2 separate regions of the Homo sapiens genome follow, and region 1 is linked to region 2. A link is a contact called in ENCODE Hi-C or POLR2A ChIA-PET data. All regions are on one chromosome and are shown on one strand. Each heading gives the region's core, a stretch centred on a gene start or an enhancer-like site at or near the end of the contact. The rest is flanking DNA. Distances are from core to core; before and after follow the strand shown.

Region 1 (2,700 bases), core at 149-2,648, 84 kb before region 2:
GATAAGGCCCATTCTTTTAACCTTAAAACCTCTTTAAAGACCCCATTTCCATATACAGCCAAACTTGGGCTGGACCTTCAACATATGAATTTGCAGGGACACAAACCTTCAGTCCATAACACGTCTTTTCTCTGTAAGGTCATCACAGCATTCTTCAGCTTAGGAACACCAAACATCACTTCTGCACTATGGCGGGGAGCCATTTGAAACAGTAAAGTCACAAAGAAAAAACCACAAAAATGAAAACATGGGCAACTAAGGAGGCAGAAGGACTTTTGTTTACAGGATGAGAGCTGAAACAAAAAGGCAGAGCCTCACCTGGTGCGACCTCAACTGGAAAAGTGCATGAGTGACTCAAATTTTTTACCACATCATGCATGTCTATGAATGATACAAAAGCACAAGTTTTGATTTGGGGGTTAGAAATAAATTTTAGCAAATAGGCAAATCTACAAATAATGAGGATCAACTGTATATTTTTTGGATACATTGAGAGGATCACCCAGGAGACGGGCTGCCATAAATGCCCATTTGGATGGTAGGGAGAGGATTACAGTGAAGACAGGCCCACACCCACATGTGATCATCAGGTGCTTAAGAGGGTGGAAGGACATGAGCAGACAGAAAGAGCTAGCTGGCAAGCTAGCTGGCAATCTGGAGCTTCCCTTCATTCTCTTGCCCCACTGGATGCTGAGATGAAAGCCAGAGGACTTGCCACAGGGTCTGGATGCTGAGATGAAAGCCAGAGGACTTGCCACAGGGTCTGCTGAGACAAAGCAAGGTGACCCCACAGCACAGGATGGACAGCCAAGCCAAGGGATGGAGGCAGCAGAAACCCAAAGGGCTAGAGCTCATTTGAGTTGAAGAGAAGCAGAGATCAGGAAATGAGTGTCGAGTTCTTTTTAAGAACATTGCTGGAGCTGGAGACCACCAGCTGCAGGTTTCAGCCCTGAAGAGCAACAGGGCAGCAGCTCTGGACAAGGGGCTGGCTGCTACAGATACACGGATTCCTGTCAGCGCAACCTGTGAACTGTCATGAGCCCAGGGCCTATCCATATCCCGTCAGCACAACATGGAACCAGCAAGTCACGTTCTTTTCCATGCTTTCACCTAGACCTCACTATCTCAACTAGGTTGAACTGGTGGAAGCTTGGGAGGGCCAATTTAGTTAAACAAAAGATAAAGAAATCCCCTTTTCTCTACATCTCAGCTGTACTATGAACTGACATATGTGATCCAGTTACATAATGTTTTTAATTGGCTATCCTCTTAATGGTGGTCATAATCTAGGGAGGAAATTAGATGCTTCCTGATTCATCATAATAAGACAATTTATGATGAGAGCTTCAAGTGTTCATTAAGTTGGTTTGTTTTATCCAGGGGGCAGCAGTGAGCTTTGGCAATGCTATCAGCAAAGAAAGACACTGAATTGGTGCTCAGGACAGTGAGTGCTACTCAGAATGTCTTGGGAAGGCTGTTACAGTACTTTCAGGTGTATTTCTTATGGTTTTCAGGGCTGACTGAAAAAGGCTAATCTGTCAGGTTCGCAGCACCACAGCCCTGCCCTGCCATCTTCCTTTCTCCTTCCCCAACACTTTATACCTCCACATCCCCTCCTGATTCCAAGACGCCTGGCCTTGGCCGTCTCCTATAACTGATGCTCTCAGCAGTAGTGGTAGTAGAGATGACTTCCCTTTTGGTCTACTCACTCCCTTAATTGTCCAGCAATTCTTCATGTTGGTGATGTTGTTCTTAAGATTTGAAATATGCTGATGATTTTCCATTGCCACCCCTGCCTGCCCTTCTCTGCCCTGTTTAGTGCCCAGAGAAACTGCCCCTTGGAATTGCTCATTCAGGCTCCCTTGTTGGCTGGCTTCCATTTGGGTTCTACCACTGTAGGTGCCTGGCCTGTTTGACCCTCCCTGTTTTTATGCACCCTCCCTGTCTCTGGCACCTGCTGCATCCCTTTTTGGCTACAGCCCTTGTTGGGGGCCTGTCCTCATCAGCCCCATTGCTTAATGGAATTTAGTGACACTATTACATTCCCCTTGTTCCTTCAGCCCTATGGACGGTGATGATTTCCAGCTATTGCCAGTCTCTGAATGCTTTAACAACCCCTATTGTTTCCTTTAAACCTACCCACATGCTCATAATTTCTTCACTGAAATTCTTTATTCAGTCACAGGAGTTGGAGTCTGCTTCCTGCTGCAACCCTTCCTGATCCTTTAAGTTAATCTCTAACTTGCTATTGGTGATGCTTCCTTTAAGCCTTGAGTTTTTCATAGTTCAGCCCACAAACATCTTGCTTTCAGAATTGTCGTAGGTGCTTGCTAAAAATGCAATTTCCTGGGACCCATCTTTCTAATCAGAATCTCTAAGAGAGCCCAGTGGTGATGAGTGCATCTCCATCTTAACACGCTCCTGAAGCTGAAGGACCTGATATGAGGCTCACCACTGCTGGGAGTCAGCTAGTGCCTGAGAGCGTGTTCTTGGGAATGTCAGTAGCCTTCCAGAGCCCTCTGATCTCTGATAAAGCCCGTCTTTATTCATTAAGATTAATTACATGCATTTCAAGTGATTTAAACTTCTAAGAGAAAAAGGTATCTGTAAATAAGATATTTTTGAGCCAAACCCACCAAGTGTTTGGAGCCCTGCTGAACACGAATCTCAGTCTGCCTTCTTGGGAACACCAAAAGCGTG
Region 2 (2,700 bases), core at 94-2,593:
TTCTTCAGCTCTGGGGAAAATGCCACAGTGTTCTCCTGAGAGAACATCCTTGCTTTGAGTCAGGCTGTGGGCAAGTTCCTGACCACAGGGAGTAAATTGGCCTCTTTGATACACTTTTGCTTGCCTCCCCAGGAAAGAAGGAATTGCATCCAAGGTATACATACATATTCATCGATGTTTCGTGCTTCTCCTTATGAAACTCCAGCTATGTAATAAAAAACTATACTCTGTGTTCTGTTAATGCCTCTGAGTGTCCTACCTCCTTGGAGATGAGATAGGGAAGGAGCAGGGATGAGACTGGCAATGGTCACAGGGAAAGATGTGGCCTTTTGTGATGGTTTTATTTTCTGTTAACACTGTGTCCTGGGGGGGCTGGGAAGTCCCCTGCATCCCATGGTACCCTGGTATTGGGACAGCAAAAGCCAGTAACCATGAGTATGAGGAAATCTCTTTCTGTTGCTGGCTTACAGTTTCTCTGTGTGCTTTGTGGTTGCTGTCATATTTGCTCTAGAAGAAAAAAAAAAAAGGAGGGGAAATGCATTTTCCCCAGAGATAAAGGCTGCCATTTTGGGGGTCTGTACTTATGGCCTGAAAATATTTGTGATCCATAACTCTACACAGCCTTTACTCATACTATTAGGCACACTTTCCCCTTAGAGCCCCCTAAGTTTTTCCCAGACGAATCTTTATAATTTCTTTCCAAAGATACCAAATAAACTTCAGTGTTTTCATCTAATTCTCTTAAAGTTGATATCTTAATATTTTGTGTTGATCATTATTTCCATTCTTAATGTGAAAAAAAGTAATTATTTATACTTATTATAAAAAGTATTTGAAATTTGCACATTTAATTGTCCCTAATAGAAAGCCACCTATTCTTTGTTGGATTTCTTCAAGTTTTTCTAAATAAATGTAACTTTTCACAAGAGTCAACATTAAAAAATAAATTATTTAAGAACAGATTGTGATGTTTTCAATTGATGAATGCTGAAAGAAAAAGAAAGGCTTGGATATTAAGACTGTGCTTCCTAAGCAGCTTTATTTTGAGGTGCACCTGAGCAATGCACACATCTCTCATCCATGGTAGCAAGGCAGCTTTTCATAAATAATAACTGTATGAGGTCCAGGCCCAGTCCTCAAGCACAAGCCCCCGCTTGACAATGAAGACACTCTTCCTCTGATGGGAAGAGGAAAGGGATGCTAGGACCCTGTGGCCCTTTTAAGCTTCCTGCCCTAAACTTTTATAAAGTGAAGAAAGAGAAAACAAGAGGGAGGAGGAGGGAAAGACAGGAAAGAGAGAAGTAGGCAGGCAGGAAGGAAGACTGATGTAAGATCTCCTGGGTCAGACAAAGCAGAGGAGGCAGCGTGGCTGTGCTGGCTGCCAGAACCAGGAAATTAAAAAATAACACATTCCTCCATGCGCAAGCCTTCATCCCCACCTCCCATCCAGTACAAATGGACTCACAGACGACTGATTCAGCAGGACTGCGCAGCTCCCAGAATCTACTTTTTTAAGCTCCTCGGGTGATCTGGATGATCAGCCAGATTTTAGAATCACACTTTAAAAAATATATTTATAATTTTTTTTTAACTTTTTAAAAGTAGAAAACTTTAATAAGAAAGTGACAAGTACTATAAAGAGCCACTCTATAGCCATCCTCCAGTTTCAATAATTACCAACGTTCTGCCCAATTTGTTTCATCTATCACATCCTCTTTTTTGTTTTTCCTGGACTACTTGAAAGCAAATCCCAGATATTGTGTCTTCATACCCATAAATATTTCAGTGTGCACCTCTAATTGAATAGAATATGTCCTTTTAACATAACCACCATTATCAGAGCCAGCTAAATTATTTTATTCTTTAATATCCAAATTCCAAGTATGTATTCTAATTTCTCAGTTTATCCACCATACAAGACAAAGTCTTATTGCTTTCGTTTAGTAAGGATCTTTTCTTTTTTTTTTAATGTTTAGCAATATTTATTAGGACGTATACCTACCTTATGATCCAAAAATTCCAATCCTAGGTATACACTCAATGGTATACACTCTACTCCTAGCTATACACCCATAAAACAGAAATGCATGCATATGTTCACCAAAATATGGTACTAAAATGTTCATCTCAGCAGTATTCATAATAGCTCCAAACTACAAACGATCCAAATGTTCATTAACAGGAGAAAAGAGAAATATATTGTGGTATATTCATATAATGGATTATCATATAGCAGTAAGAGTGAATAGGCACCTGTAGTTCCAGCTACTCAGGAGGCTGAGGTGGGAGAACTGCTTAAGGCTACAGTGAGTTATAAGGCTCTATTTATTTATTTATTTATTTTTGAGACAGAGTCTTTTTTAAATTTTTTTTTATTATACTTTAAGTTCTGGGATACATGTGTAGAACGTTCAGGTTTGTTACATAGGTATACATGTGCCATAGTGGTTTGCTGCACCCATCAACCCATCATCTACATTAGGTATTTCTACTAATGCTGTGCCTCTCCTAGCCCCCCTACCCCGTGACAGGCCCCAGTGTGTGATGTTCCCTTCCCTGTGTCCATGTGTTCTCATTGTTCAACTCCCACTTATAAGTGAGAACATGCAGTGTCTGGTTTTCTGTTCCTGTGTTAGTTTGCTGAGAATGATGGTTTCCAGCTTCATCCATGGCTTTGCAAAGGACATGAACTCATCCTTT

Evidence for each region. A loop is a pair of places that touch in the nucleus more often than their neighbours do. ChIA-PET counts read pairs that join two places held with the same protein, here RNA polymerase II (POLR2A).
Region 1: POLR2A ChIA-PET joins it to region 2 with 19 read pairs in activated naive CD4-positive, alpha-beta T cell. The contact joins two enhancer-like sites. A Hi-C loop is called at or near these places in 3 of 168 maps with a recorded cell type or tissue (MCF 10A, endothelial cell of hepatic sinusoid and transverse colon). POLR2A ChIA-PET finds 5 or more read pairs at or near these places in 20 of 52 experiments (CD4-positive, alpha-beta T cell, CD8-positive, alpha-beta T cell, GM10248 and 14 more).

The regions. Positions count from the first base shown.
Region 1 is chr6:137,798,758-137,801,457 of GRCh38, forward strand. No RefSeq gene overlaps it. Among named protein-coding and RNA genes, the nearest start is that of LINC02539, 61 kb to the left of the region's middle. Within about 2 kb of position 1,399, at least 3 of the 41 ENCODE cell types and tissues checked have a DNase peak (open chromatin) inside an H3K27ac peak, as active enhancers do.
Region 2 is chr6:137,882,353-137,885,052 of GRCh38, forward strand. TNFAIP3 (TNF alpha induced protein 3) reads left to right here. Exons shown (of 9, transcript NM_001270508.2): 9 at 1-960. Among named protein-coding and RNA genes, the nearest start is that of WAKMAR2, 15 kb to the left of the region's middle. Within about 2 kb of position 1,344, at least 10 of the 41 ENCODE cell types and tissues checked have a DNase peak (open chromatin) inside an H3K27ac peak, as active enhancers do.